2 separate regions of the Homo sapiens genome follow, and region 1 is linked to region 2. A link is a loop called in an ENCODE intact Hi-C map of the cell type or tissue named here. Cell type or tissue: mammary epithelial cell. All regions are shown on one strand. Each heading gives the region's core, and the rest is flanking DNA. Links, peaks and the distances in the headings are about the cores only.

Region 1 (7,371 bases), core at 1,069-6,068, 290 kb before region 2:
TTCACTTTAAACATATCACTAGCAGTCAAAGGAATTGTCAACTGTTGGTTCGGGTGATGAGTCAGCTCAATATGGGTTATTTTCCCAACCACGGCACTGATTTCTCTGTCACTCTCACATCCCCTCAAGCTGTCCCAGCCACAAAATCTTTGCACTGAGCCAGTAGCATTAACCCTTTTTTGAAGCAGTCTATATTTTAAAAAATATTTGCTCATTGTAAGGGATCAGGGAAATTCAGATCAATATAGATAAATCAACAGAAAATACCACCACCCAGATAAGCACAGTAAACATTAATCCTTCCTTTCCATACTTTTTCTCTGACAACATATTTTTATGCAGTTGAGATCATGGTACAAGAGTTTTGTGTCTACTCTTTCACTTAATATAAAAAGAAATTCCATGTTATTAAATATAAATGTATATAATTATAATGCCTGTAATTATTCAGTCAAGAAAAATCTTGGTTGATGGCCTGCTGGCCTGCTATGCATCACTCACTGCAGATGTCTAGCAGCGAGGACAAAACCTCTGTCCTCTAAGGTAAGCTCTGAGCTTACCCTGTAGAGCAGGAGACACACAGTGAGTAAATGACTATGGCTGTAAGTACAGTGAAGAACACTAGGATGGGGTGAGGGACCAGTGTGGTGTTTGAAGGAAAGTGTATCTGAGGAGGTGACGATTTCAGCAAAGTCCTGGTGAAAATGAGGCTTATAACACTGTGAAATTCATGAACAATAATTCACATAACCAACAACCTGACATTAAACATTTAGCTTGCTCACAGAATTTTGCTCTCATCACTGCTGAGCACTTTGAGGTCAGCAAACATTCTGAGCTAAGGCACTACTCAAAGTACTCAGTGCTACTCACAGAAACTAAAGCTGCCAGAAATATTTAAGCTAAACAGAGGAGAAAAGGGAAAGAAGACAGGACGTCAGAAAAACACAAGGGCAGGAACAAAGGGATAAGAAAAATAGAGGGGAGGAGAGGATGTGCACGTGTGTGCCCTCATACATGATACAATGGTACCTACATCCATGGGTAATAAAAGAAGGGAATGGAGAGAAGTTATTTTCCTGAAAGACCAAAGTAGCAGAGGTTTCTATCTTCTTGGCCAAAATAGGACTACATATAAAGGAATATGGCTTTCTTACAACAGCCTAACATAATTTTAGGGAAATTCAGATCAATATAGATAAATCAACAGAAAATGCCACCACCCAGATAAGCACAGTAAACATGAATCCTTCCTTTTCATACTTTTTCTGTGACAACATATTTTTATGCAGTTGAGGTCATAGTATAAGGTTTTGTATCTACTATTTCACTTAATATAAAAAGAAATTCCACGTTATTAAATATACCTGTTGATGTTTGACAAATATTCTCTTTTCCCCAACATTGCCCTCCTGGTCTCCCTTGTACTGCCCTCTTTTCTGCAAACAGCTAGCCAGAAGTAACTGCTTCCTTCTTTAAATTTTCAAAGAATTTTAACTCTGTCTAGCACAATACTTCGTAATTAGGTAAAAAATAAAAAAAAAACTATTCCCTGAATAAAAAAACACCTTAAGAATGACACTGTATCTTATATAATAGTTATATATATGTATAAGTAAGCCTCATAAGTGCATGAATTTTGCCTGTTTGATTAAAGTCTATATGCCCAAGGTCCAGTTGAGTGCTTGGCACATAGTAGGCACATCATAAATATTAACTCAAAGAATGGAGATCAAAGTTTAGAAAGCAGGACCTACAAAGTGCCTACTTGATGATAAGTTTGAAAATGCTATATATATATATATGGGTTTACATATATATATATGGGTTTACATATATATATGGGTTTACATATATATATGGGTTTACATATATATGGGTTTACATATATATATGGATTTACATATATATGGGTTTACATATATATATGGGTTTACATATATATATATATATATATGGATTTTTTTCTGTATGGTGATGTCAGGCCCTTGAGAAACAGTCCTTCATCTTCTCTGTTTCCTGCATTGGGTGCAGTACAGAAAATTCTGTGCTAAGGGAAAAAGGAAGAAATGGAGGTACGGATAAGACAAAGACAGAGTCAGAAAATGCAGTTAAACTAAGATGATTGCAACAGGGTCCAGGAACTCCACAGGAATGAAAAGAACAGAGAGTTGAGCAAGACAGAAACCCAGGGCTACCCCACACCAATGGGCACACTTTAACCTTAAGCCATTCTCTCATCTAGCCCGGAGGCCACCTATCCACTATTGCTGGGGCCAGCCACAGGGCCAGGAAAGTCTGAGCTGCAGTCTGAGACAGACAGCATCTCTGTGGAACAAATGATGTCTGCCAATTTCTTCAGAAGCTCTTTAATGCTTTTAAATCCCTTATTGTAATTAGAACCCCTTCTCAGGTGGTCACAACCTCCCGGGAGTCCCCATAGCTGCAGACATCCAAGGTGTATCTGATCAGCTTCATTTGTTACCTGGTTCAGTATGGTCAAGGCAGCAAGCTGTGTTACCTGGCAAGGTGAACTGGTGCTCAGGGGCTACACAGAGCTGTATAACCCGATGGCCTTCTAATTTGTGGACAGACATACCTTTTCCCTGCTTTATTCCTATAGTCACAATGCCAGCAACACGCCATCATGCATAGCTTGCACACCATATTCAGTGCATGCTTACGCATTCCTTAAAACTTCTGAGTGGGATACTAGGCATGTGACTTAAAATAGCTGACATAGGCCAGGCGCAGTTGCTCATGCCTGTAATCCCAGCACTTTGCAAGGCCGAGGTGGGTGGATCACAAGGTCAGGAGTTCGAGACCGGTCTGGCCAATACGGTGAAACCCCACCTCTACTAAAAATAGAAAAATTAGCTGGGCGTGATGTCACATGCCTGTAGTTCCAGCTGCTCAGGAGGCTGAGGCAGGAGAATCGCTTGAAACCAGGAGGTGGAGGTTGCAGTGAGCCGAGATCACGCCACTCCATTGCAGCCTGGGTGACAGAGCAAGACTCCATCTTAAAAAAAAAAAAAAGTAGCTGACATAGATTACACACAAAATTTCTCAAGCTTATTTGGAATATATTTCTGCTGTTTTTACCAATTTCTCCTTTAGCCTTCTTACTAAAGCCCAGACAGGCAATTTTGTGGACTAATTTATAGCATATGATTCACACTGAAACTAACCTGTATTTGAGCTATGGCTTTGCAGGTTCTTTGCTTTGTGATTCTGGTCTGGTTACCTAATCTTTCTGTGCCTTATTTGCCTCACTTCAAAATGAGGAATCATAATGCCTCAACCTGTGGTGAGAATTAAATAAAATTCCTAATATACCTATAGTGCACTCAATAAATGGTGGAAATGGTGGCAATAGTTGATGTGACTGTTTTTGTTGTTATATAATTATTTCTTTTGCACTGGTACCAGATAGGCCTTGGCTTTCTCCTTCTACATATGATCGATGATTAGTTCCTTAGCTCAGTCATAAGACTTCATTATTACCTTATTTATTCTTCAGTATAACTGTGAAAGGGAAATAGTGCTTCATGTTGGGACAGGCAGAACTTCCTCCTGGAAGAGATGGCCTTTGTGCCAGCTCATGAAGAAGGAATTTGATTTCATGGCAGGAAAAAGTGAGAAGGAGAGCTAGACAAAAGGGTTGTTGCTGCAGATCTCCCTTCAAAGTCCACAGGCAGTAGAGCTGATATGGTTTGGATGTGTGTCACCTCCAAATCTCATGTTGAAATGTAATCCTTAGTGTTAAAGTTGGGACCTAGTGGGAGGTATTTTTATTATGGGGGTGAATCCCCCACGATTGGCTTGGTGCCCTCCCTGTGGTAATGAGTTTATGAAAGAGCTGGTTGTTTAAAGTGCCTGGCACCTCCACGATCTCTGTTGTTCCCCCTCTCACCATATGACACACCTGTTCCCCTTTGCCTTCTCCGTGAGTGGAAGCTTCCTGAGATCCTCACCAGAAGCCAAGCAGATGCTGGTGCCATTCCTGTACACCCTGCAGAACTGTGAGCCAATTAAACATCTTTTCTTTATAAATTACCCAGCCTTGGGTATACCTTTATAGTAGTGTAAAATGAACTAACACAAAGGCCTAGGTATAAGGTTTGGCTCTTGGTCTCCATCCTGAAAGATCTAGCAAGCTTGTCAATGACCTTTAATGCCATTATAAATATGATGCACTTCAAGACATTATAAAGCTTGTATTAAAGAACTACAACAAGTTGGTGATGACGGCAGAGTTCAATGACTATAAAGATGGGTCTGAAGTAAGATGACGGGGTTTGCAGGATACAGGGTGCATTAGTAATGTTTTGGGTGGAAGCGCCATTAATCACAAGCTACAGCTCTATGTTTTTATAGTACTTAAGCATTCTCCTAATGGGACTTCACCTTAGGATCAGCGACTTTTTTATAGTCCAAACCATCTGTCTATAACTCAAGCCAACTCTCATGCACGCGCATGCACACACACACACACACACACACAGATACATACACACACCTCTCACAGAATCAGGCTTCCATGCCAAGTGACTTCTTAATTCATGATTTTTTTGATACGCCAGACAACTCTTGTGTCTCCCTTCCAAAATAATAGAAGTATTGAGTGAAATTCATATATTTCTAAGTTAGATCAATCAAACCCTGAAAAAAATCAACCAAACATTTCTCTGGAGAGTACTTTAATTTCTGCTTGTGAAAGCATAATTCATTTGCAAGTATGTGCTAAGAGTAATGCATTGCTATGTGAGTTGCTACTCACAATCGAAGGCATGTTAGGAGAGTGACTGTCAAATATTTGTTTTAAATTAAATGAACCATGTTGATTTATCTGAAGGTTTTTATCTTTTTTCATTCTAGAGCACCTGGAAATATTTTTGCAATACATGGCAAAGCAATAGCAAATATTTGTGCATCTTTTGGGTTTGTAAATCTGATTGCTAATATTTTTACACCCAAATGAAGTTGGTAGAGGCAAATAAAATAAGCCTGAGACTGAGAACATGAGAGTATACTTCAGCAAAAGCTTAACAGTTTGCTGAATGATGGTTGGTGGCAACAATGGTTAATATAATTATTTTGTTTTTAATCTAATTTTACACATGGCATAGATGTAAAAGTCTAATAAGGGTAGAATAAAATAAAAAGTAACTCTCTACCCACTTTTGTAACCCCACTACCAAGAAAAAACATTTTTTAATTTTTTTGTTTTTGGTTCTTTGATAATTATAACCATAATGCTAAATAATGTTTTTTCTTTATGGTTTTATTTGATGATTCATCCTCTGTAGACTGTGCCTTGGGCTGTTTCCTTTAAAAGAGGAATTTGGTATACCTGTATTTCCTTCCACCTATCCTCCCAACCTCCTGAGGTTTTTATTGTTGTTACTATATTTTCTAGTTCAGTTTTGCTAGTTGTTAACTTTATGACTGCAAATACTAAACTTAAAACTTTCTTTAACTCTCATTTTAGCTAGAATCAGTTGATTCACCAGTCTGTGAAATAAGGAAACTGGTTCTTCTATGGTTTCCTCAATCTTTCCTTCTGACTTTAATCAGCTGTGCTATTATTTTTACTTTGTCAAGGTTTCAGGGTTGCCAAGTGATATTCAGGATGCCCAGTTAAATTTGAAGTTCACATAAACAATGAATAATCTTTAGAATAACTATGTCCCAAATATTGCACGGCACATATTTATACTAAGAAAATATTTGTTCCTTATCTGACATCCAAATTTAACTGAACACCCTACATTTTTATTTGCTAAATCTGGGAATGCTATAAGGTTTATAATGTTTCCATTATCTTCTGAAACTGAACACAGTAATTTCTTGCTTTATCTTTAGACTGGTTTAAAAAACTGAACACATTTTACATTTTACAACCTTCCTTTCTACTATATAACAAGCTCAGCTCAGGGCATTTGATTCTAGGAGTATTAAGGCAAAGTGTATCTTACATTTGATTTAGTTCATCTATTTTATTTTATTGAAGAGAAATCTCCGACCCAAAGATGATAACAGGTTTACACAAGACCAAAGCAAAAGTTGGAGGCAGAGCTTTTCTTCTCTTTTTCCTCATTATTTCCTTTCTCACCCCAAATTTTCTGATTTTTCTGTCCACATCGTGTTTTAAAGACACAGAATCAGAATAAGAGTCCAGAAAGGTAGGTATATTAACAGCTTTCAGGCATTTCTCATTCTACGATGATGGAAATTTTATACTCACTAGGGCGCACCATCGCAGAGGATGTACCGTCGCAGAGAATCTTTCCACAGCTGGATAGATCAGGGTCAAATCTCAATTCTGCTGACTGCTCCGCAACCTTGGGTAAATCCCTAAACTCTCTGAACCTCAGGCCTGATAAAGCCTGCTTTGCCATTGTTGTTCAGATTGGCTGAGATAATATAGGTGGTATCCTGAGCATTGTGCATGATTAAGCCTAGCAGGTGCTCGGTAAACAGGAACTGTGACTTTTACTGAGGGGGTGAGTCAAATTACTAATCACATGTATTGCACATGATACATGATATCACATGATACATAAATGAAAACAGACTCAGGATGAGAGCAGAGGTTTCTGCCTGGGAAGTTTACAGCTTTTTCAGTGCCCTGTTTCACTAGACCCATACCCTTATTCCATACTTGATTATTTCTGATGTCTTTATGCATTTATTCCACAAAGTATGTACACTTTAAATTCTACTAGGTGTTATTTAACATATCTTAGTTTTGCCTTTTAAATTTTTGTTTAAGAAACTCATTGATCCCTGGCCTTTTCTCTTTTGTTTATTTATTTAATAAATATACAAGAGTCTCCTAAATGAACACATGGGTTTTACTGGCCTTAGCTGGATTGAAACCTGAGGGAAGGTCTCCCAGCTTCTCTTTTTGGGTGGTTGTAGTAGCCACCTGACCTGTTTCTTTGCCTTGTGTCTCTGAGCTTTCAGTCTACCCTCCCATAAACCCATACCGCCCGCAGAGAGATTTGTCTGCACTCCAGTCTCTCATAACACTCCTCTGCATAAACCAGCCACCAGCCCAGCAAGTCCTACTGAAGAGAAAGCCTGGACTCCATGACCTGGTGTTAAAATGGTCCCAACGTGCCCTGAGCTTCACCTCCCACCCCAGCCCCCAATCATACTTTGTTCTGAAGAAATCCTCATCCTTCTCAGAGCATGTCACCTTCACCTTTGCTCTGCTCAGATGCCATACTTCCGCTTCTCATGGATGCTTAATGCCCTCTGAATGCTTAATGCCCTCTTCAAATATCATATTTTCTGGGGCACTTCCTACACCTCCCCTGGCAGGGTTAGTCACTACCTTTTTCATAGCTCTCTGTTCATATATTC
Region 2 (7,371 bases), core at 1,096-6,095:
AAATTTAACCCTTATGTTTTCTTAGTTGTGCTCATTGAGCTTTTTCCCCTTTGCCATTTGGTTAAAGATCCTGTGAAATGAATAAGTGGACTGAATCCCCACTTCCTTGTTTGGAAATTTTAGGTTCTTTGCAATTGAAACCAAAATGTCTGTGTGAATTCATTTAAAAAGCAGATTTTCTTTTCCACAAAGGATTTGGGGCTGTTTGGGGCTTAATTATTATGTCAGGTGATCCAGCTTTAGTCCAGATGAGGACCCTTTGTAAGAAGCTTTGCCATGAGGGCAGCAGCTTCAGCGGAGGGTCAAGGTCCTTCTGAGCTGGGAGGCTGAAATGGAACACATGTGGCTCTGAGCCAGTGAAGTGCTTTCTTGGGACTGCCCTGCTGTCCAGGAACTGAAGCTGGGTTCAAATGCTGACTGTCATTCTCTGGGCATGTGACCATGGCCAAGCTAATACACATGATGAGCCTCAGTTTCTGCATCTTTGAAAGGGTGATCATTGTGAGTATTTTGCAGAGGATTAAATGAGATAAGACTGGTGAACCACCCCCACCACCCCCCTCAACCCCCCGGATTTTTTGGCCTCATAGCTTTGCTTCTATGCATGAAGTGCTGAATGCCATTTCTGGTACTGACTCAGATTCTTCATGTGCCAGTCTGGGTACTGACTTGTGGAGTGGATAGTGGTTGAGGGAAGACAACTGGGGGTGGGAGGAATGGGAGAATGTGAGTGTCGAGGGGTGGGCTACCTCTTGGGCACTGGCAATTACATGACAGTGGAACAGCATTGCAATTTAGTTTTGTGTTTTTCATTGTAACCCAACTGGCAACAGAACAGTGATGGGAGATGGAAAGGGTATCAAATTTGACTAGTGAGTTGCCCCTTTTGGTCCCTTCCTTAGAGTAAGCCTCAGTTTCTTCATCTGCAAAATGGAACTATCAGTGCCTTCTCTGACTACCTCGCAGAGTTGCTGTGAAGAAAAAGTGAGATAAAAATGTACCTGAAAGCATTTGTAAAATGTAAAGTGCTGTATAAATGTAACTGATTATTGTTTCATTTAAAAGACATGGTTTTGTTGATATCTCATGAAAAACAGTGCTAGTCCTCCCATTTAGTCATGGCGACAACCTTTTTGTCATAAATGTGCATGGGAGAATCGTTGGTTAGTAGGTGTTTTCCTTTATCCAAGTGGTCTGAGCTGGAAAATATGGAGAATTCCTTCACTAAAGGGCCATATCTTTTGACTCTATTGACAGCATGTCATGTGGAACTCAAAACTGCCTTCGTGAATGCAGATAGATTGCATCTATTAGCTGCCTCTTGTCATCATGACCTGCCAGAAGGGAAAATAAAATGTGCCTACAAATATTTCAATATTTATGTTGTGTGAAGGTTTAATATTCATTTGGAGCAGTGAATGGGGAAAGAGAAAAAAAAGTCCACATCCTTTACTTTGGAAATTGCTCAGTTCAACAAGAATTTATTGAGTACCTACTATGAGCTAGTGAGTGAATGATATGCTAGTGTCTACCAAAGAAAGACACCAAATTCTAATATTGACAACTTCATGTTTGCATACTTTGTCAGAAGCCTTGGAGAATCCCAAGGTCAGGAGTCTTTGCTCATTCCTATGGGGGAACTGATGAAATCTGCCCAGAGGTTGGGGAAGAGGGAAGTAGGTGAAATGGCTGCAGAGGAGAGGTGTTTGTAGTAAAATTGGGGAAGAGAGGAGAGTGGGAGGGGGTGGATCAGACCTCAGAAACACACTCCTACCTGTTAGGATGTAGGTGTGTGCTTGCACTTGTGGGTGGGACCAAGAGACAGGTGTCAGTAGCCTGGAGTTATAAAAACCAAAATGCATTGAATAATTGGATGGGAAACCACACATAAGAAAAGGACTCTTAGCAAGTGTATTTTTTCCAGCAATGCAAAAGTGAATTTACAAGCATATTGTTGTAGCTGTGAAGGGGCAAGCTCTACTAAAGGGATAGATGGTACATGAAAATAAGTTGTAAAATGTTGTTAATTGAAGAATATGTTGATAATTTGTGTCACTGATATTCAGTGTTTTGAATATGTTGTCATTGTCATTTCTCATTATGTAAAAATATAATAATTTTACAAGTTCACTGGTGACTTCATTCCCCTAACCCTATTTTTTCCCCAATAAGGTCCTAAATTCCTGAAGCCTGACTTCTCCTGCCCCAGGGGTTTTCAGAAACCTAACCCCCATGGTTGGCGAGGGACTGCTGTGTGTGAAATGGTAACTGCCCTCAAGGAGCTTACAATCTAGCTGGGGGTAAATGACTTGCACATGAACACAACTAGACTGTGAGCTTCTAGAGGGCAGGGACCTTACCCTAGTCATCTCTCTTCTCACCCTGCACACCCTCCCTGAGGGATCTCATCCATCCCCATGGCGTCAACCACCACCTGAGGACCCTCTAGGCCTGAATTGTCTCCTGAGTGCCACACCCAGCTCTCCAGCATCTTCAGTGTTCCTCCCCGGGTGGAATGCTCCACAGCACTGCCAACTCAACCTGCTCACCAAAACCCAGCTTGTCATATCTCCTCTGGGCCAGCCCTGGCTTCCAGGCTCCTGGACTTGGTCCCCCAGATCAAAGATCCAGGGGTCACTCATTTGGACTGAGCTTGATGGAAAAGTGCTTATGTTTCAATGTTAAGTAAACTGGGGAGCCTATCAAATGTATAGACATGATGAACTCATTGATGTTAAGTACATAGATGGAAAGAGAAATGCTTCAGAATGTATTAGTGGTTGCCTCTAATGGTAAAATAATGATTGACGTTTTCTTTTTCTGACACCCTTGTGCTTTCCAAATCTCCTGCAAAAAGTATTTATTACTTTTGTAACCAGCAAAAATGCCTAATAAAAATGATTGACAGGTCTCCATTTGAGTGTCACCTTTTCTGGGAATTATTGTTTATTCCTTTGCATCTCAAAGAGTCTGAGGCTCCGGGGTTAGACAGCCTCAGCACGTGTGCTTACCCTGTTGGGGAACTTGTTGCACTGTGTTCTTTCTGTAAATCGGCTCTTCCATTAGTCTGTGAGCTCCGAGAGGGCAGGAATCATGGTTATTCATCTCTCATTTCCAGTGCCTAGCACAAGGCTTGCATACATAACTGCTCAATACATGCTTGTTCTTTAAAGGAAGAGAGGGAGGGAAGGAGGCAGGAAAACAAAAAGGTGAAGGACACCAGAATTCTCAAATGTTATACCTCCATGGATCCCTTGTATTATTTCCTGTCCCCAAGATCCTTTGTTTATTAAGCTTTTGAATCTACTGTACCACTGATTTTTCACTCGGTAGTTTGAATTTTTCTGTTTTTTAGTAATCATAGGCCTTATAAATCCCAATCAGAGCTTCTCAGGGCCAAGTCTGGCATATGCCACCTGCTGTCCCAAGTCTGACTTGGGCAGAGTGCCCCCTGCCTGACACCTAGGTCATGGCATGCAGGGCTATCTCCAGTTCTCTGGAGCTGAGTGTACCTTCTGGAGCTTCTTTTAAAGTGGAACGATGGCAAACTGCAATGTCTGTGGGAGGAGGAGAGCAAGGGAACAGATAACATAAGAATAGAAGTGACAATTGCAAACTTCAATTGTGTGTTTCCTCTGTGCAGGCACTGTGCTATGCATCAACACGCACTGTCCCCTCAGCCCTCACAGCAGCTCTGTGACACAGGCACTATTACAATTGCCATTTTGTAAGCAAGGAAACTGAGGCTTAAAGATGCATTAGATGGGGAAACTGGAATTTGCACTGATTGCAGAGCTTAAGTCCAGCACTGCATCCCTCTTCTGAAGTTCCAGGAAGAGCACAGGGAGGAGAGGGCAAGAGAGATGCCTGTCAGGAGAAAGGAGCAGTGTTTGCAATTTCAGAGCCTTGTTTGGGGATGTGCCAGCATAGAGGAGTTTAGCCCCGAAGGCACAAAGCCCTTCACAAAGTCTGTGACACTCCTGAAGTTGTAGGCAATTTGTTCCAGGTATGTGCATTGTCTGGGAAGGTCTTCAAAGGAGTCTGTGTGGTTAAAAAAAAAAAAAATGGTTAAGGAAGCGGACCATGGAGCAGAAAGTTGCAGTGACTGGATTCTGGCTCCAGGCTGCAAATTTAACCATTGAATATCACCCAACAGGATGGATATGGGGATATGGTCTTGTTGATAAAGCATCTCCCTCACACAAGACTTGGAGAAATAATCCTGGAGGGTGTGTGTGTGTGTGTGTGTGTGTGTGTGTGTGTGTGTGTGTGTGTGGTGTGTGTTTATGTGTCTCCCAGGTATTTAGAATCAACTGATTACCAAATCAATCAACAAATATTTATTCTAGCAGAGACTTGATAGCTCTCTGGTTTGTCAGGGTTGTTTAAAGAAGGATTTCTGCCTTGGGTGGGAGTTTGGGCTAAAGAGATAATAATAATTACCATTTATTGAGTGTTGGTTGTGTGCCAGCCAACTCTGCTGGGCACTTTATATACATGATTCCACTTAATCCGCACAACAACACCGACAAGGAAGGTTTTATAACCCATTCTTTACAGAGAAGGAACTCAGAGGGTTTGAATATCTTGCCTAAGGTCATAGTAATTCAATCTGTGTAAGTAGAGGAGCCAAATTTGACTCTACGTCTGTTTCCAAGATTCCACATGTTTCTGTTTCTCTCTTTTTTTTTGATGTGAATGTATGTGTTTCCACCAGAACTAAGATCCATCAAGTTATCAAATTAATAAACAAATGTATTCAAGCAAGACTCGATGCCTGTTAATTAGCCAGGCTGTATTATAAGGGAGCCTTGCTTTGAGTAGCATCTTGGACAAGATCGCCTCCAAGTTCCTCTCTAATTTTAGGGTCTCCTCTCAAATTCCAAACAATCAGTTTTAAATTTTTCTGATAAAAACTTATTGCTCTCCCACTCCCCAGTTCTTCTTCCTTGGCTATGGTAGCAGGGACCACAATCTTTCTCTGCCTTCCTAACAGATTAGTCCTTGTCCATAAGCATTTCAAATAAGAAGAAAATACCCATGTAAATATGGGAAACAACTACTCATTTCAGCTGATTCTCCTTCCCCAGAGAAGAATATGGAACCAGTAGATTTCTGCTCATTGAAAGAGTTGGAACTCATATTCTGTGCCTGGTGGACTGGCTTGCCTTCAGGAAATTGCTCGCTAATCAGAGTGAGAAATGGCACAAAAAATGCTGGGAATCATTTGGGTGGGTGAGATCTGGGGCTGTCTTTATGTTTCTGCCTATGGAAAGTCATGATACAGGGTAGTTACAGTGACATCTCCCTGCTGAATAAATCCTGTTCTTTTGTAATGAAGCATGGCAGCCAGGCCTAGCACACTTCCCTCTGCACACCATCCTGCTCAGGCCTCTGTGCCTCGGCTGTGCTGTTCCTTCTGCTTGGAATGCATTCACTGTGTCCACTTAGCCAATTCCTACCTATTCTTCAAGCCTCAGTTCCAGTGTCCCCTCGAGGGCAGGCAGTGCTTTCCCATCTGCCCTAGGTCCACTCTACCAGCCTCTACTTGGGCCCCCAGCATACCTTATCTGTCTTCCATCTCCTCAGTTTAGAACCTAACACACTGTGGCACTCTTTTTTTTTTTTTTTTTTTTTTAAAGCATCTGACTATCTTCTATCACAGGGCCAGGTACTCAAAATATATTTATTGAATACAGTTGAATATATTCTGTGATCATCCCTGATCATGTTAAGTTCTATTGGGTCCATACTATTTAGTAGCCTAACCCAGGTAGGACTAAAACTAAGCCACTTGTTTGTGCAGCAGTTTCTGATTACAAGTGGTTTATATTCCTGTCCGCACTCAGTGAAGAGGAGCTACCACTGTTAGTATTTCCATAATGTGAATAGATGAGAAAACCAAAGCATAGAGAGGTTAGATGGTCTGCCCAGGGTCATGCAGTTTGTAAGTTGCAGTGGCCCACAGCCCAGCTCTCTCTCAGGACCCTGAGAGGTAAGGCTGGATGAACATTGCTGACTGTTAAAAGCACCTGACCACTGAGCCAGGTGAGATGCGCCCACCCCTACTTGTCTGCTGCTCCTGAAGATTCACAGGTAAATTGAGCCTCTTCTTATTGGATTCTATTTTGAACTCATGGTGCTGGGGGTTGTCCTAGATTAAAGGACACATGAGGTGGGGAGTTGCAAAGCATAGGAAAAAAAAAGTAAAGCACAGAATGTGTAGCAAACTTGGGCCGATGCTGCATTTTCTACCTTCTGTCTGCACTGGATTCCTTATAATTTGTCTTGCACAAATTGGGATAAATACAAACAAGCACACATATGTAAATTCATTCATTTAAAAAATAATCTTTCTGAACCTTAATTTTTCCTCGCTGGGAATGATAGTCTTTTGTGCAAGGATGTCACACAAATTTAATGAGAAAACTCATATAAATGGGCCTTGCATGGTGACAGAGCTGGCATTTCCAGACTGTTTTCCTTCTAACTTTCTACCATGCAACCTCTATTTGACAGTATCTGTGGACTGGTTTGCTGATTGCTCACAAGCCCCAGAAGAAAGGAGGGGGAAAAATCATACAAACTGCCCTAAGTTTTGGGCCACTCAGCAGCCAGCCCTCCCTAAAAATTCTGAGATAAGAGAAACATTGCCAATAGAAGTACTGTGATCCCCCAGACCTGAGTGCCCTTCCTGGCTTTTGCCTTCCTGGCTCACAAAGCCTCCTAACCCTTTGCATTCTCTACTTACTCTTATTCTGTATCTGGTTGCTGGGGTATCCTTCCTTTTTGACCATGAGTGGCAGTTACCTCTGGCCTGTAAAGGAATTATTCAGATGCCAAAAATTTGGAGATAGCCAGTTAACTCAGGAAATGGTATCCGGAGAAGAAGCAGGAGTGACACATCTTTGGGGTTCCTGGGTAGCCATGTAGCACATAGTTGGAGGGGGCAGGCTTTGAGTCACTCAGAACTGGGTTAGAATCCTGACTCTGTGGCTTACTGGTTTTCCAGCTTTGTTCCAGTTACTCAGTCCCCTGGGCTTCAGTTTCTTTACTTACAAAATGGGGATGTTAATAACAGTAATACCTATAACTATGGGGCTATGTTGAGGATGAAATAAAATGATGTATAAAAATCAATGAGAACACTGCCTGGTACATAGTGGGCTACCATGAATTTTCTGTCCTCAGCCATGACTAGCTGGAATGGCCTTTTCCTTCTTAGCTCCTGCTTTTCCTTGAATCTCATCCCTTTGAGTGTTCTGCCCTAACACGTCAAGCCAAATTCTGTGACTTCCTCTTCTGAGGCCCAGAGGTCTGCCATCTGACCTATAGAGTCCCTGCACCTGCGTCCTTGACTGGGTTCTGAAG

The links. A loop is a pair of places that touch in the nucleus more often than their neighbours do. Peaks named below come from ENCODE experiments on the same cell type or tissue, not always from the same donor. Only the 100,000 strongest peaks of a DNase experiment are listed, where the experiment ranks them.
Region 1: it touches region 2 in a loop (2.8-fold over the local background); 2 of 110 quality-filtered maps call a loop at or near these places.

What each region holds. Positions count from the first base shown.
Region 1 is chr11:79,690,782-79,698,152 of GRCh38, reverse strand. No RefSeq gene overlaps it. Among named protein-coding and RNA genes, the nearest start is that of TENM4, 250 kb to the right of the region's middle. In mammary epithelial cell, for the core only: no CTCF peak of the experiment used is centred there; a DNase peak (open chromatin) is centred at 3,582.
Region 2 is chr11:79,397,005-79,404,375 of GRCh38, reverse strand. All of the region lies in intron 1 of TENM4 (teneurin transmembrane protein 4), which reads left to right. MIR708 (microRNA 708) reads left to right here and starts at 2,267; the gene lies at 2,267-2,354. In mammary epithelial cell, for the core only: a CTCF peak has its summit at 3,454; no DNase peak of the experiment used is centred there.